2 separate regions of the Homo sapiens genome follow, and region 2 is linked to region 1. A link is a loop called in an ENCODE intact Hi-C map of the cell type or tissue named here. Cell type or tissue: Calu3. All regions are shown on one strand. Each heading gives the region's core, and the rest is flanking DNA. Links, peaks and the distances in the headings are about the cores only.

Region 1 (8,471 bases), core at 245-8,244:
CTGTAAAATGGGAAAATGAAACTAACATGAATTAGCAAATTGGAAACTCTGGAATTAGATGTGGCCCACATGGGTATTTGCTATTATTTGCATGTTTATGTCTAGCGTAGTACACAGGCCAGTTTAGTTGGCCATATAAGATTTGCTTTGTAAGCTCTATAGCACTGTTTAAATATAAGGCCTTATTATTAGCACTGTTGCTAATCTGCTCAAAATAAACTAATAAGAGTCAGCTCCAGGAAATTTATTCTAGAAGCAAACTCGTTGTGTGGAATCAGTAATATTGTCCCTATATTTTCAGCAGAGTTTAAAAAGAAACATTTGAGCCAAAGAAAGAGTCAGAAGCTCCCTCTGCAATATAACTTATATACACTGTGATTTTGAGTATTCAAAATTGAATATATAGATACATATACGTATATATGAATAAGGAAATAAGTTTAGATTGTGCTACCCCCCAAAAAATGTTCATCACCAGAATAGTGAAAAAGATAAAATGACCCAAATCTTTAGCATAAGAGAATCAGTTTGGTAAATTAAGTCTCTCCCACAAAATGAATTTTTATGTAGCCCTTGGAGTTATATTTATAAAGAAAACTTCATGACATAAGCAAAGAAAAAATAAGATTAAAAATTGTAATTTGTGCTATGTGATTTCAACTTGTTAAAATAATAATTCAGAAGAAGCTAATTCAGAAGAAGCTGGTACAAAATATGCCAAGCTTTTAAAACCTTTGTATCCTTACCTTTAAAGTGTTATAACAACATATTTCTCAGGGCTGCTGAGAGAACCAAATGAACCAGAAAGCCAATACAGCACAGAGGACGTATCCTCAGAGCCCTAACAGGAAACAGATGGCACACTCAAATTGGACAATCAGAGACAATTTGATAAAGGAACTATTTACCAAAGTGTGGCAAGGGTATAGAAAAACATAAAAGAAAGAGTAATGCAGGACTAATAAAAATTGGGGTATGATTATCTACCCTGGATATGAAGGGGCAGTTAGCTAATCCCAGAAGCAGAGAGCTCTGTGTGAAAAGGATTGGTTCACAGAAAGCTCTGATCTTCTGTCCAGAATGGAAGTCAGGCTATAGCAACCCAGCAGAAAGGAAGTCAGGGGTGTAAAGACTCCAGTAATACTCTCTCCCTTTTTTCCATATAAGTCTGCCTGTCAGAGTAGAAAGTAGGATGGAGAATGGTGGAAGGAGGCCTGGTGGGATCGATGAGTTATTCTACCCAGTTGATCTCCTTTGTCCTTTTGCTTCCACTCTTGTCCTTCCACCAGAAAACATGTATCCATAACACAGGGATCATACTAAGTTCTATCAGGTAATTTATCTGTAGATGAGATCCAAACTGAAAGTTAAGGTATATGAAAGCTCATAAATGGTTACATTGAAAAAAAAATGAACAAAAAAGGCAATTTCATATTTGAAATATGTGTCCATCCCTGGAATAAAGGAAGGGTTCCAATATAATCAACGTGCAAACAGTTGTTTGGGGAAGATAAAAAAGCTTGACAAACAAGCGATAATGAGATTTGAGGGAGGGAAAAATGTGAAATACCTTGACTCTCCCAACAGAGTTGGCATGGCACGGCTAAGTCACTTGCCTAAGGCCACAGGTCCTGTTACACAGCTCTATCCACTCGGCACTCCCAGTTTTCAGATTCCAATAACCATTCTTTTTTCTTATTTCTTCAGCCCCAGTAATGACATGAACCATCTCTTGTGAGTTCTCAAATGCCCTGTGCAGATGACATTAAATAGACTTTTAATCAAATTCTTCTCAAATTACCTAATTTGAGTTTAACATCTGATTATCTTTTACAGTGCTAACTGATAGAATAATTGAAACCATCACTGGCCTCAGGAAAGAGTGTCAAAATGCAATTCTGGGATTGAGTTGCTTATATGTTCACGGAGTGAAGGGATATTCTTTCTGGTAGAAGGAAATGAATAATGAATAATCCATGGCAGGTGGTAGTATGATAATAATTCAAATTACCACTAGTGGTGGCTTTATGTCTTGGTCTGCTTAGGCTGCCATAATAAAATACCATAAGCTGGGTGGTTTAAACAACAGGAATTAATTTTCTTACAGCTCTTGAGGCTTGGAAGTCCAAGACCAAGATGCCAGCATGGTCAGTTTCTGGTGAAGCTCTCTTCCTGGTTTGCAGATGGCCACCTTCTCACTGCGTGCTCACATGACCTTTCCTTGATGGTATGCACAGGAGAGAGAACTCTGGTTTCTCTTCCTCTTCTTACAACGACATTAGACCTATGGATTAAGGACTTTATGGCCTCATTTAACTTTACTCACTGCCTCACAGGATCTATCTGTAAACACAGTCACAGGCCCTATCCTCCAATACAGTTAGGACTTCAATATATGAAACGGGTGGTGGGGGAGCACATTCAATCCGTAACTTTTGGAATGAAGTGCAGAGTGAATGCAAGAAGTAATGAAATCAAATATCTGTGGCACTGAGTTGCTACTGCAACAAAAATAACTAAAATATTGATTACAAAGATGCCAATGATGATGTCATGATCTAACTTTTGAACTCCTGGAAAATGTATAAGAGGTAACAGAGAACTTGAGATGTCTGACTGTCCAACAGAGAATGAAAGTGGACAATTGGAAAGCTTCTTCAGGAGCTTTGAAAAGCCCTTTATTTCCTGTAGTTGGGAAGCTGACATGGCTGAGAACCAAGCCCAATGCCTGATTATAATGGTTAGAGTTGCAATGTCAATTAAATATTCAATTCAACCAGCTAAGGGCACTGGCAGGAAATAAATGAGATGCTAAGACATGAATCCCACATGATTCATCCCATGATGCTTCCCACATGAATACAAACATGTGGGAAGTCATAGATAAGACATAAAAGTCTGAAATTTTAAATCATCTTGAAATTTAATCATCTTGAAATTTAAATCATCTTTAAATCGTCTTGAAGCTCCCTTGTGAATGAACATAGATATACTACCCTCACTTTGTGATGAAGTCAGCATTTTCTGAAGTAAAAAAATCACTCAATGTTTGCATTTAAGACAGTTGACCCAAGGCCTCCAGAGCCATAATGGAAATCAGATTCCTAAATAGCCCAGACACAGAAGTACAAAGCTTAACCCCAGAGGAGATAACCTATGTGAGAAAAAAATGTGAGACTTCATGAATCTGTATAGGCAGGAGTATACAGTGTGTGTGTGGGGCATTGGATGCTAAAAGTGGTAGCTGCCCAAGCAAGAAAAAACAAAAAGCTTGCTAACAGTGGGATTACCCAAGGGTCAGGATTTAATGTGTTAAAAGTCTACAAGGTTAGCTAATTGAAGCCTTGACTCAATGGTGACCTATAGTTTATGAGATTGAAATGTCAGAACTTTGGTGCATACTATAATCTTTCAATTTAAAGTTTTGTCCACAAAGCAGTAGGAACACCTGAGAGCTTCTTGAAAAGGCAGAATCCTTGGCCCCAAACTCAATCTATTGTCACAATCGGCATTCAAACAACATCCCCGTTTGATTTGTATGAAACTTTAAATTCAAAAACACTGCAGGTAGATAAAATAATCCAAAATTTCTACCTGGGCAAACTGTTCAGCTAACCTGACGCTGTTAGGAGACCATTTTTCATCTTTCTCTTGTATTTCTGTAGAGAAATGTTTTGCGAGTAGAGGGACTTACTGCTCTTTTTTTTTCTGGACTATATTTTTACTTTTCCACAAATTTTTGTATAGTGAACACCCTCAGAAAATAGATGTAGTATTTCCTCTGGAGCAAAAGTCAGAGACACTCACTATCCAGTATAATAATGTTAATGTCTCCTATGGAGCAAAAGGCAGTCAGGTTTGCTGCCATAAATGATTTTGGTTCTCAAAGCTCAAAAATGATTTGGATTCCCTAAGCTCTTACACCTCAAACCACTGCGTAAGCAGATATCATCTATTCCTCTTCATATCACCAGGGGACTGGAACAAGAAAATGCTGATATGTTGACTACTGATATTGTTGAGAGAAATAAAGATTTTTGTGTCTGACACAGGCGTCTCTTGTTTTCTGCCAGCATCCACAGGTAGGCTAACTTATCTTGGAAGTACAATAAAATCTCAGATCCTTTACATTTCTTGGTAGTTATATTAAAAAGGATGTGAAGCTGACAAACACATGGCTATCTGGAAGAGAAAAATAAGGGACCTTCAAGACAATAAATGGGATTTGAGGCAAGCCCATGTGAACTGGTAATGAATATGTTGATCAAACCGTATGACCAACCAGGCCAAATATAATCTTCCAATTTATTCCTTGTTAAAGAGGAAGAATTGGAGAGACAGTTGTAGGTCAAGTACAAGTAAATGGGTTCAGTGAAAGACAGCTGCCAAATTGGAGTCCCAAATGTGTTAACTCTCCTGCAGGTGGCAGTACTCACCAATAGGGTAGGGGGCCTCAAGATTTGTAACTGCATGGCAGAAGTTCCTAACTCCAGTTAGCTACAGTTACAGAAAATCACACCTACACTTAGTATGCAAGGAGGCAAATCTGTGACTATTGGTTGAAACCAGGTGAATTATGAGAACTTTGATTGATTTTCTAGGGAGATGAGAGAGTGGAGAATGTAATGTCTTTGAATAAAGAAGGCAACAGCTAGGCCATTTTAGGGTTCAGTCACTCATGCAGTCTATCATGCTAATTTCAATCCATTTGAAGAAGACAGTAAAAGTTTTTGGAGACTTTTTCAATGGATATTGACTGTTCTAAGGAAGTTTTGGCTCTCAGATTTACAAGAGAAGAACCCTCATAGTAAACCATAGATTATGCATTGAATAGTATTTGAACTTTTATTGCCCCGGATTGGCTTAATTAGGGATGAAAATAAGTCACTAGAGAATGAGAAACCAACTCAAAGAAATCTAGAGAAATGTTTGCTGTCAGTCCCACTGCCCTGGAAAACTTCCCTTGCCCTTATGCTAAGAGCAGGCAATAATCTAAGAGATATTCTCACAACAATAGGGAAAAAAAATGCACCAGTATAAAGTAGGTTGCGTTAAAACAAAACAAAACAAAACAAAACAAAAAAAACACTGTGCAAGTGAAGTCCAAGTCAGCCAAAAGGTACAAGCCCTGGAGTCCTCCCTATGAAGCAGTGTGGCTCTGGCTGCTGAGTCAAAGGGTCCTCAAAGCTTAGTAAAATGTTTCCCAAAGTTACAATGACCTTGCTGCTTTATATACAGAGGTAAAAATAATAAAAATGTTTGCAATTTGTTTGGTTGAGACATAAGCAGCCACAGCACTCCTTAGAATTGAATGAAAATGGGCCTTGCTTCCTAACAAGAGCTCCCCTCTCCCTCTTTCCTGCTCTACCCCAAGAAAGATGATTAAAAGGGAGAGGCTGAAGTCTTCCTCTCCCAGGAGAAACCAGGGCTGTAAGTACTCATCACCATATGCTTGAAGACTTTGGTAAAGGGAAGAATTCAAACTTAACTTTCTGTCACAATATAGTTTGGAAGTGCTCAGATTTTCATGATCTTTATCATAGTCTTGACATTTTGGCTTTGGATTCATTCCGATCTTTAACAATTTGTTTGATCTTGCATAAGATGTTAAACTTTTCTTATATATTGAAAACATTAGCAGTACTTATTTTATTATAATCTTGTGAATATTAAATGTGGTAATATGCATGAAGATTGTATTATCATCTGGCAAACAATATAGGCTGTTCTTGATAACTATTAGCTACTATTATCATTTATATGAAATGTACGGTGGGTATAACATCACAACAATTTTGCCATTGATAAGTTATGGTAGAACATGTCTCGTACCATTTCTATAGTAAAAATGCAATTTTTAATATAAATTATTAATATATTGAAAATTGGAAGAAATATTGAGCTCTAAAAATTTAGTCAAGACATTTTGTCTTCTTAAGTCTACTATTAAAAATAAACTTAAAATAGGTGGCCATTAAAATTATGTATATTGATAAAGAAGGATGATTATGAAGTACTGTTTAGGAGGAAAAATGCACGTTGCACATTTGCAATCATAATATGATTATATTTATATAAATATATAGGTATACAGAGAAGGAGTGAGAGATTGTACATATCTGCATCTATATGTAGAAAATAGTCTAGACCCTTTTCAAAACATGCAGCCAACAATCATATGAAAAAAGGCTCAACAACACTGATTATTAGAGAAATGCGAATCAAAACCACAATGAGATATCTCACAGCAGTCAGAATGGTTATTATTAAAAAGGCAAAAAAATAACAGATGCTGGTGAGGTTGTGGAGAAAAGGAACACTTACACGCTGTTGGTGGGAGTGTAAATTAGTTCAACCATTACGGAAGACAGTGTGGCAATTCCTCAAAGATATAAAGACAGAATCACCATTTGATTCAGCAATCCCATTACTAGGCATGAAGCCAAATGAGTATAAATTGTTCTGTTATAAAGATATATGCATGCTCATATTCATTGCAGCACTATTCACAATAGCAAAGACATGGAATCAACTCAAATGCCCATCAGTGGTAGATTGGATAAAGAAAATGTATGACATATACACCATGGAATGCTATGAAACCTTTAAAAGAAATGAGATTATGTCCTTTGCAGGGACATGGATGGAGCTAGAAGCCATTATCCTCAGCAAACTAACACAGGAACAGAAAACCAAATACCACATGTTCTCGCTTATAAGTAGGATTCAAATGGTCAGAACACATGGACACATAGAGGGGAACAACACACACTAGGGCCTATCAGAGGGTGGGGGGTGAGAGGAGGGAGAGAATCAAGAAAAATTACTAATGGAGACTAGACTTATAACCTGGGTTACCAAGTAATCTGTCCAAAAAAAAAAAAAAAAAACCATGACACAAGTTTACCTATGTAACAAAAATAAAAGTTTTTTTAAAAAGAAAATCATCTAGAAAAATGCACTGTAAATTTTAATTATGTCTATCTCTGGGAATTAAATTAAGAAATATTTGTACTTTGATATATTTCTGTACTCTTTAAATACATTGAAAGAATTATGGTTTATATGCATAAAAACATATGATTTCTTTTGTTGTAGAATAGGTACATTTTTATTTAGCACAAAACTCTGGAAATCAAAGTGAGCTGATAACTGAGCTGATACGTGCACAGTGTATTATACTTTGATATTTCTATTGTTTAAAAAATAGTTTTTATATATAACCTACCAAAATTTTTGTAAATACAAAAAGACCTAGAAGTATTATATTCCAAGACCTTTATTTTAATTATCCTCAAAACACATCCTATCTGTTTAGTTGGTTCTTGTCAACAATTTTTCAGAGTTCTAGGTAAATAGAATAATAATATTGACTAACAGAAAGATCTTTATCCATGGAATGTTCTTTACAGGATGGCTCTGGCTTAGGATCCCTTATAGTCAATAAAACTAGAATCTATAGATTTATAAAGCTTAGCTTCATAAATAAAGCTTTGCTCCATGGACAATGTTACATAAGCTGTGGCATAAAATGGAGATAACTAAAATTCTCCTGCTGTGTGAGGGAATAATCTCTCGAAGACATGTCAACTCTTGGCCAGGAAGAGCATGTCCACTGCAGGAGGAAGAACTTAGGGAACTGCCTTCAATGTCGTGGACAACTGCCAATTTTCCTTCAACAAACCAATTGCCTTTAATAACAGGGAAGAATTTTGATTCATGTGAGTCAGATTTAAGGATACAATATTTTGTATTAGCTCAAAAACAGAGTAAACAAAAGAAGAAAACAACAAAATTACATGCTTATTAATATATTTCTCCAAATAATAGTGATTTTAAAATACAAAGGTTAATGAATATGTAGAACTTACCATGTACCAGGTGCTTTCCCTATGTTATTTTGCTCTACTATCTACCATGCGAGGTATATAGAAATATTCTCATTTTCAAATAAAATTAGTAAGACACAAAGAGATTTTTTTATGTGCAAACTTACCCAGCTACTAAGTGAGGGATCTGGCATTTCAACCTAGATCCGTCTCCTTACCACCTACTACTACATATGAGGAATTTAAGTCTTTGACATTCTTTCCATGGGTTGAATTCAAGAACCAGTTCACTGCTTTAGAACCTGATGTGAAATTCCAAGTGTATTAGAAAGCATTACTTTCTATATTTGCAGCCCTGAATCTATCTCCCTCTAAGCCTTATATATCCAACAAATAACTTAATTGCCTTTGGTTAGATGTCCAGAGCTAGGGTCTGAGACTCAGATGAAATGATTCTCCATCTAATACAAGTTTCTTTGAATGGCACTCAGGACCCATTCTTGAAAAGTCACTTCTAATTACACTTTGACATTTGTTTTGCTTTACAACAAAGAAATAAATAAATAAAACCCATGACTTTTAATAAAATGGATATGGGTTTTGCCCTGGGAGTAAGTCAAAATTGAAAGAAGTCATCTATAA
Region 2 (8,471 bases), core at 144-8,143, 240 kb after region 1:
GTAGCAATCAATAATTTGTTACATTTGGTTTTTAAATATAGTATTGCTGTTATATGACAATTAGATAATTGGTATCCCATAAAGACCAATGAACATAACATATAGCAAACAAACTACTGTAAAAATTTGTCAGGTTCCATGAAAGAAATCATGAGATAACATAGGTAGCACCTGCAAATTACAAAAGTCCCTCAAATATTCTGCATCAACATGATTGACTAAAGGTTCAGACAGTGGGTTAGACTAATGATCTTTATGGTCCCCTCCAAAATTGAGATTCTATTATCCTCTATGTGTGAATAAATTGGAAGACTGTATTTTTATATATACTCTGATAAATTGAGCTCTAAAACTTTTACTGTATGGGTTTTTAAAATACAAAACCATTCCAAAATATGTGTAACCATAATGCTTTTAAAAAAACACCCCTACATGCATCCATCTGTATTATTAACCGTAGGTACCATGTTGTACAACAGGTACCCAGAACTCATTTATATTGCTAACTTTAACTTTCTACCCATTGAACAATATCTATTTTCCCTATCCACTAACTACCACTATTCTAATTTCTGCTTCTATAAATTTGACTGTTTAAAATATCTCATATAAGCAGAGTTATGTAGTATTTGTCCTTCTGTAACTTACTTATTTCAATTATCATAATATCTTTCTGGTCCATGGTAAGTGTTATTACCACAAAAAAAAAAAAACAACAAGGGACACAGGAAACTTTTGGAGGTGATGGATGGATGTATTACCATTATTCTGGTGATGATATAATGGGTATATGTACATGTCCAAATCCATCAAATTGTGTACATTAAAGATGTGCAGTTTTTATCTACCAATTATACCTCAATAGAGCTGTAATAAAAAAGAAAACAGCCCTCAACACAAAATTAATCTTTTTGTTAATCCTTTGGACTCATCATTAATATTACATTGTTTTCTGGGCTTTAAATGTAGATAATATAGGAATGGGATTGAATTTCTACTAATACTGTATCCTGACTGATAAAACCTAATGGATGGAGCACCTTCTATGAGCAGAATATTTTTATAATTGTTGGCATTTAATGTGATTTTCACAATAGCCCTGCAAGCTTCTGAGCTTGCATATATAAATATGATCTTTCAAAATTTCCTCAGCATAAACATCACAGAAATACTCACCTCTCCCTTTAAGGTTGATTCATGCCATCTCTGGGTTAAGCCCCTGTACTGCCACTACCCTCTCTACTGTGTCAGTTGCTCTGTCATTTGCTGCTGTAATATACTCACTAAGCCACTTACATTCTCCCAACTCTTCATTAACTCTAATTTCCATTCTCCCTACCCCTTTCAATTGTCTTTATTTCCCCTTCCCTAGCTTTTCTTAGAACTGGCATCTAAAAGTAATTAGCACAGATATAACTTCACTAAAGTGCAGGCTACTGAACTGTCCCACATCCAGGTCTTCGAAAAATTCTTGTCAAAATTTATCCCAGGAAGATATACAAATGGCCACCAAGCACATGAAAAGATGTTTGACATCATTAGTCATCAAAATGCAAACCAAACCACGATGTGCTACTGCTTCATATTACTAGGATGTTAGACCAAAAAGTCAGATAATAACAAGTGGTGGCTAGGAGGTAGAGAAATCAGAACTCTTGTACATGGCTGATTGGAATGCAATATACTGCAGCCACTTTGAAAAACAGTCTTGCAGTTCCTCAAACAATTAAAAATGGAGTTACCATATGACCCAGCAATTCCACCAGTAGGTATCTAGCCAAGATAACTAAAAACATATGGCCACAAAAAACTTGTACACAAATGTTCATGGCAGCATTACTTATAATAGCCAAAAGGTGGAAACAACCCGAATATCCATCAAATGATGAATGAATAAACAAAATATGCTATATCAAACAATGAAATGTTATTCAACCTTAAAAATAAATGAAATGCTGATAGATGGCACAACATGGATGAACATTGAAAACGTTATGCAAGTAAAAGAAGCCACTCATAAAAGGCCACATATGACATGATTCTATTTATATGAAATGTCCAGAATAGGCTAATCTAGAGAGAGAGAAAGGAGTATTGGTCCCGAGAATATAGGGAGATAGGAGGAGGATGGAGCAAAAGGGTATGGGGTTTCTTTTTGAGGTGACAAAAATGTTCTAAAGTCAATTATGCTAATAGTTTCACTTAGCAGTAACCATACTAAAATTCATTGAATTGTGCACTTCAAATGAATGAATTGTGTGGTATATGAATTATATCGCAATAATGCTGTTCTTAAAAACTTTTTGTCAATGATTCCTGGACAAGTGTTTTTCATTTGTCTTTTGGCTATCCCAACATTCTATGTTTCAAATTCTGACTCATCAAGGACTTAAATGCCATGCTCACCAGAGTCTGCCTGTGTTAACTAAACCTTTAAAATCTCAAGACTGCTATCAAATCCTCTTGGCATCAGTCTATTCAGAAGGATGAGGACAGGAATAACAGTTTGCCAGCAGGACAGCATCAGCTGTTCCTTTTTGGTGGTATTCTTGCAGGAGTTCAAGCAGAAGTACAGTTCAGGTAGATAAGGAATACACCTGATTTAGAAACCTTACTTTCCACCAGAGCCAATCCCCACCTCATAGCTCCAGAGCTAGTTCCATAGTGGAATGTTTCAGTTACAAAGCCCACTGCACTCAGGGAGCTATATCTTCCTTCAAGTATGTATAGTTCTCCTTGTTTAGATGTAATTTGCCAAGTAGAGGTTACACTTACCATAAGTATGTTGCCTAGGAATGTAGTTGACATGACTACCTTTATCTGTTTCCCAGGGAAAGGGCGAGAAAGTTAATTAAAGGTCAAATGCTCACATTTAGGAGGAAAAGCTTTTGTTAACCCTTCACTGATATAACAACTTAACATACCATAAATCCTTTTAATTATCCAATCCTTGGTTAAAAATTCCCTTGCTTTCAAAATTCAGAGAAAAATAAATTTTGCCCTAAAATACAGTTTTACGCTATTTCAGGAGCTTAATCAAACCACTAAGGACTCATTCACATTTCTATTTGTTAAAAAATTGATTTATACAGCACAGGTACAATGTTAAGCACTGAGGATACAGTGATGAACAAGACAAAAAAGAGTCCTTCTCACAAGGTCCTAAAATTTATCAGAAGATATGATAGTCGATAGCAACATGGTTTTTAAAATCTTTTGATAGAAGAAATGCCAGGTGATAACAATCATTGAAGGGAATGAACATGCACTTGTAGTATAAGGAATATGCATTATTCATATTTAAGAAATAAGTTAAAAATATGACAATACTCAATTGTTCACATACATTTAAAATATTTTATTTTTCTTAAGTATAACATTAATACTTACAAATAGAAAATTCATACATTTTTTCAAAATATTTACATACCTGGACTCTAAAATCATGTGACTTTATGATAATTCCTTTTTTGGGAGAACATTTACTTGTCATCCACATATTTCAATCTTATTGGTAACTCTGAGAGAAGGAACTGCGTTTCTCAACTCTGCCCCTTCTGTGGTCTCCCATCAAGCTACCATTATTGACTTTCTTCACATAACTAGAAAAAACTACTTTAAATTTCATATGGAACCAAGAAAGAGCCCATATAACCAAGACAATCCTAAGCAAAAAGAACAAAGCTGGAGGCATCACGCTACCTGACTTCAAGCTACACTACAAGGCTACAGTAACCAAAACTGCATGGAAATTCTACCTCAATTATCTTTTCTTTCATTAATACCACCCACCTTCCCAAGGTTTCTCCTTTTCAGTTAAGAAAATTTCCATTCCAATTAAGAAAATGTATTTACCATAATCTATTAATAATTTACTTAAACTAACCCCCCTTGTGCATGTCATACTTCACAAATAGAATGCTTTTTGTTTGTTTTCCCTCATCTTCTATTCTCTCTAATTAACATTGTCTCTTCTGTCTGATCTTACGTTGCTAAAAGGAAATAGGAATGCCTGATATATTAAGACCTCATTTCTCATCTGAAAATAACTTTTGTTTCAACCCTTAGTGTTGACAATCTTTCTACATGTAGAAGTAAAATTTTAATCCTTAATAATTGCCTCTCATGCATTTATGCCTCATTTTTCAGTTAATTAAATATTTAACAGAGGTTGGAAAAGGCAAAGAAACTTGAAGTGTTTTGAATCACTGCCAAGTACAAATCAATCATAAATCAAAGGAAAGGCCCTTTGAAATTACAACACTAGTCAACATGTAAATATTTGCCTTCAATTTTTCAGAGATCGTAAGTAAAACAAGGTATGCTGATACAAAATGATCCATACTGACTAAACTCACAGGACCTACTGGGCTGTTGGATAAAGGCTGAAACAGTTTACAACTATCAAATTTGGCTACACTTTATATTAACCACAAATGACAGCACAGGTTAAAGAATATAAAGTGTAATCACCGTCAGCCTAGAATACTTGCTTTTTATATAGCAATGCTTAATATTCATCTGTCGGATGTCTTCCCTAACTTCTCAAATTAGGAATGGATTCAGCAGTCAACAAAGCCTTATGACTTTAATGGTTAACAATAAAAAACAAAAACCACTACAAGATTGGTTAGTGAGAGCTAAGAAAAAGAGATATCTGACCAAATGGCCATCAAAGCCAAAGCACAACAACAACAACAAAAACTTTATGCATAGGAAAATGATAAAAACAATAAGACAAAAAAGCATGTTGACTGAAAAAAGAAGTGAAAGGTTAAACAGAGACTAGAGATAGAAAGAAAATGGCAGAGAGCTACAAGACAATTGATTAAAATCAAGAAATGATGACAGAGAATGGGCAAGACCAGAATAAAGGAGAAAAATTAAGTACTAATCAGAATAGTGAATTTCTGAGGGGGAATATATCATCATAAACACTATATCAGCTATTTGAGGCCTCTTTCTTATTCTATTTCTTATAATAAAGGTGGTTATTATAACAGGCATGAGTCACTCACACATAGTGAAACTGTTCACTGTGCTCTATTTACAGGAGGGAGTACGTAGTACAATTTGAAATAGTTTCTTTCAAAAAACATCTATCTAATTTATTTATTATTGTATATATTTAAAGTATACAAACATGTACATGATGTTTTGGTATGCATGTACATGCACATGACATACATATACATGTAAAATGATAACTACCATTGAGCATATTAACATATCCATCACCTCACACAGTTGCTTCTTTTTAGTACTAAAAGCACCTATGTATAAAAAATGGAATATTATTCAGCCTTTAAAAAGAAGATATGTTTAACTATGACAGCATAGATAAACCTGGAGGACATTACAGTAAATGAAATAAGCCAGACACAGAAAGAAAAATACTACATGAAACCACATACATGCAGAATCCAAATTTTTTTTAAAAACTTTTCATTTAAAATTTTTGTTTTATGAATAAAGGGACAAATTCGCTTTAAGAATTAGCTGAACAAAAAAGCTGTCTCCTTCAAAGTACTTTATTCCTTAGTAATTCCGTTAGGTGAAATAATGTTATAAAAAAGAGAATAACATCATTATAGGTTTAGCTCCCAGCACAGGAAGTCTGTGTATGCTCTTTGCTAAGTGCCAACCTCACAATTCCACTTCCCTAGTAGACAATACACTTCCTAGGACTCTCCCCAACAGCAGCACCAAGTAGCAACTTTGGTCTCCACAGATGGTGTGGAAACATAAAGGAGTAACATGAACAAGGAAGAGACATAGTTCTTTATTGTATTTAACTTTAAATTTATATACATAAAAGAATCCCAATATTTGAAGAAACCTTTAAAAGAATCATAGTTCCTTGCCAAGCTCTTTGATTTGTGTACATATTATGTAATCCATGTATGCTAACTTTTAGAGATAAATGTATATTCTACAATGAGATTTATTAGGAACTTAAATACCATTTTACTATTTGTGGCTTACCAACCTTCCCTCCTCTGCAATCAAAACCAAAGAATGTGATGCTGGCAGTATCTTAAGTGTTCTTACCATGAAAGAAGGAAAGAGAGAAAGAGAGAAAAAGAAGGAAAGATGAAAGAAGGAAGGAAGGAAGGAAGCAAGGGAGGGAGGAGGGAAGGAAGGGAGGGAGGGAGGGTGGAAGGGAAGGAAGGAAGGAAGGAAGGAAGGAAGGAAAGAAGAAAGAGAGAAAGAAAGAGAAAGAAAGAAAGAAAGAAAGAAAGAAAGAAAGAAAGAAAGAAAGAAAGAAAGAAAAAAAAGAAAAGAAAAGAAGAAGGAGGGAGGGAGAGGAGAGAGAGAAAGAGAAGAGGGAGAGAGAAAGAGAGAGAAGGAGAGAAAGAGGAAAGAAAGAAAGAGAGAGAAGGAAAGAAAGAGAGGAAATTGTGATGTAATGTGAAGTGATAGAAACATTCATTATGTTGAATTTGGAGACTATTTCAAAATGTGTATCTATATATATGTCAAAACATCAAATTATGCACCTTAATTGTACACATTTTTTATTTGTCAATTATGGCTCAATAAAGATAGAAAGGGAGTAGAGAGAGTCTGTAGATTGCCATACATGTTCTGTGCAAAAGAACTATGTAACCCGAAGGAAGTTATACAAAAGAAACAGTAAACATACTATATATATATGAAGTGTATATTCGGTAGATATTTTCTCACTAATTTAATCCAATCTACATTTGGAATTTTACAAATTTCCAACCTACAATGATCACTTTCTTCTGTTAAGATACAGGATACATACACTTTAATAATATTAACAAAACAAAATAATGCTCAACGTTTAGAAAGCATACTGTATGCCATGTTGCTTTCAGTAATTATTTGACTGGTGTCGTATCTGCATCTGGATCACAATAAGCCATATCACAGCAAAGTCTATCTTTTGAAATTATGTGGGAGGGAGAGGAGAAGACAGGGAGGGAGAGAGAGCAAGAAGAAGAAAATCAAATTTGGATAAATCTTGAAGCTCAGATACTGAAGAAATGGAGCCATGTCTCATTGTTCTTTGTATCTCCTACAACAGCTAGCACAGGGCTTAACGTCACTGAGTGATAACTCAGAAAATGTGCTCAATAAATCATTGAATGAAAAATTCCTAATATGAACTCATCTGTGATAATTTTGTTACAGTATTTATCTACAAAGTAGAATGCCTTTTGTTAAATTCTATATTATTCATATATTAACAATTAGACTCACTTCTGTATCAATTAATTTTCATTTCTTATGACTATCTGATTGTAATACCATGAGAGAGAGAAGTAGCAGGTTGGTTTTTGTTTTTTTCTCCCTGCATCCTTTCTGCCCAGAAGCGCTAAACATTGAGTGGTCACTCAAAAGTCACTGACTTTGGTGAATATTAGTTAGGTATATTTTACATTTTGTGGTTATCATTATTTGGGTCATCAGCACCCTTGATGGCTACTGATATTTATTAGCATGTTCAGGTAAACGCAAAGATTGAAATCTACCAGTAATCTTTCTAAACACAGATCTGATTATCTCTATTCCTTTGCCTACAGATAATATTAAAACCCTTAACTAATTAGGAGTAGGATCCTACCATTATTCATCTCTATAAGGTCACAGCCTAGCACATACCCTGCCTTCTAGAAAGTACTCAATAAATATTTGTTGAATAAATTACTATAAAATGAATAAAATCTATGACAAAGCAATGCATCATTAACTGTAACTAGTGTAATGCCATGTCTATATCTAATTCTATTTATAGTTTAAGTATTAGAATCTTAAAGCCACTTGACAGGGTTTGAGTTTAGGCATTTCCAAAATCAATGATTATATAAGGATAAACAAAAGGTCCTTATATGTACAGAAGGAAAAATAGAAACCTGAGAGATAAGCGTTCCTAAATAATAATGGGCAAAGATAAATAAGAACTAATTTTTAAATAAACTTGAAAACATAAGAGATTTATACCTAAAAACTATAGAAATAATATTTAAAATAACCTATGTGTTCATTTGAAATCACAATAGATAAAATATTTTCTAATTTTTAAGTGTCAAGTTCACAGTCAGAATACATAATCTGAAGACTCTAAGCTGTTTCTGCAACTACGTTAAAACAGTTTAAATAGTAAAATAGAGTCTAGATTAGTATTCAATAAAATAATTTAAAAATATGCATCAGGATTGTCTGTATATAATAGAATTTTAGAAATTAGCGTAAATCATCCTGAGTTCTAGATAACTAAAGACATTTTAAATGTCTTTATGTGGAAACATTTTATAAACACACTACAAGTAAATCATTTTAGAAAGCCATACCTGCAAAAGAGTTGTTCTGTGGAGCTTTAGTGCCCCTTTCTGGTGAACTTTAGCAAAGCATCCTGAACAATAATCTTCTCCACATTCAAGGCATACCTAAAAAGATATTTTTTAAAAAATTATACAATCTTATAAAATAGTATGATTTTT

What was found. A loop is a pair of places that touch in the nucleus more often than their neighbours do. Peaks named below come from ENCODE experiments on the same cell type or tissue, not always from the same donor. Only the 100,000 strongest peaks of a DNase experiment are listed, where the experiment ranks them.
Region 2: it touches region 1 in a loop (5-fold over the local background); 5 of 110 quality-filtered maps call a loop at or near these places.

The regions. Positions count from the first base shown.
Region 1 is chr3:167,097,838-167,106,308 of GRCh38, forward strand. It overlaps LOC105374196 (a long non-coding RNA gene), which reads right to left and starts at 2,367. Exons shown (of 3, transcript XR_001741011.2): 1 at 2,106-2,367; 2 at 1,571-1,751. In Calu3, for the core only: no CTCF peak of the experiment used is centred there; a DNase peak (open chromatin) is centred at 4,424.
Region 2 is chr3:167,342,099-167,350,569 of GRCh38, forward strand. It overlaps ZBBX (zinc finger B-box domain containing), which reads right to left. Exons shown (of 22, transcript NM_001199201.2): 9 at 8,322-8,417. Among named protein-coding and RNA genes, the nearest start is that of ZBBX, 34 kb to the right of the region's middle. In Calu3, for the core only: no CTCF peak of the experiment used is centred there; no DNase peak of the experiment used is centred there.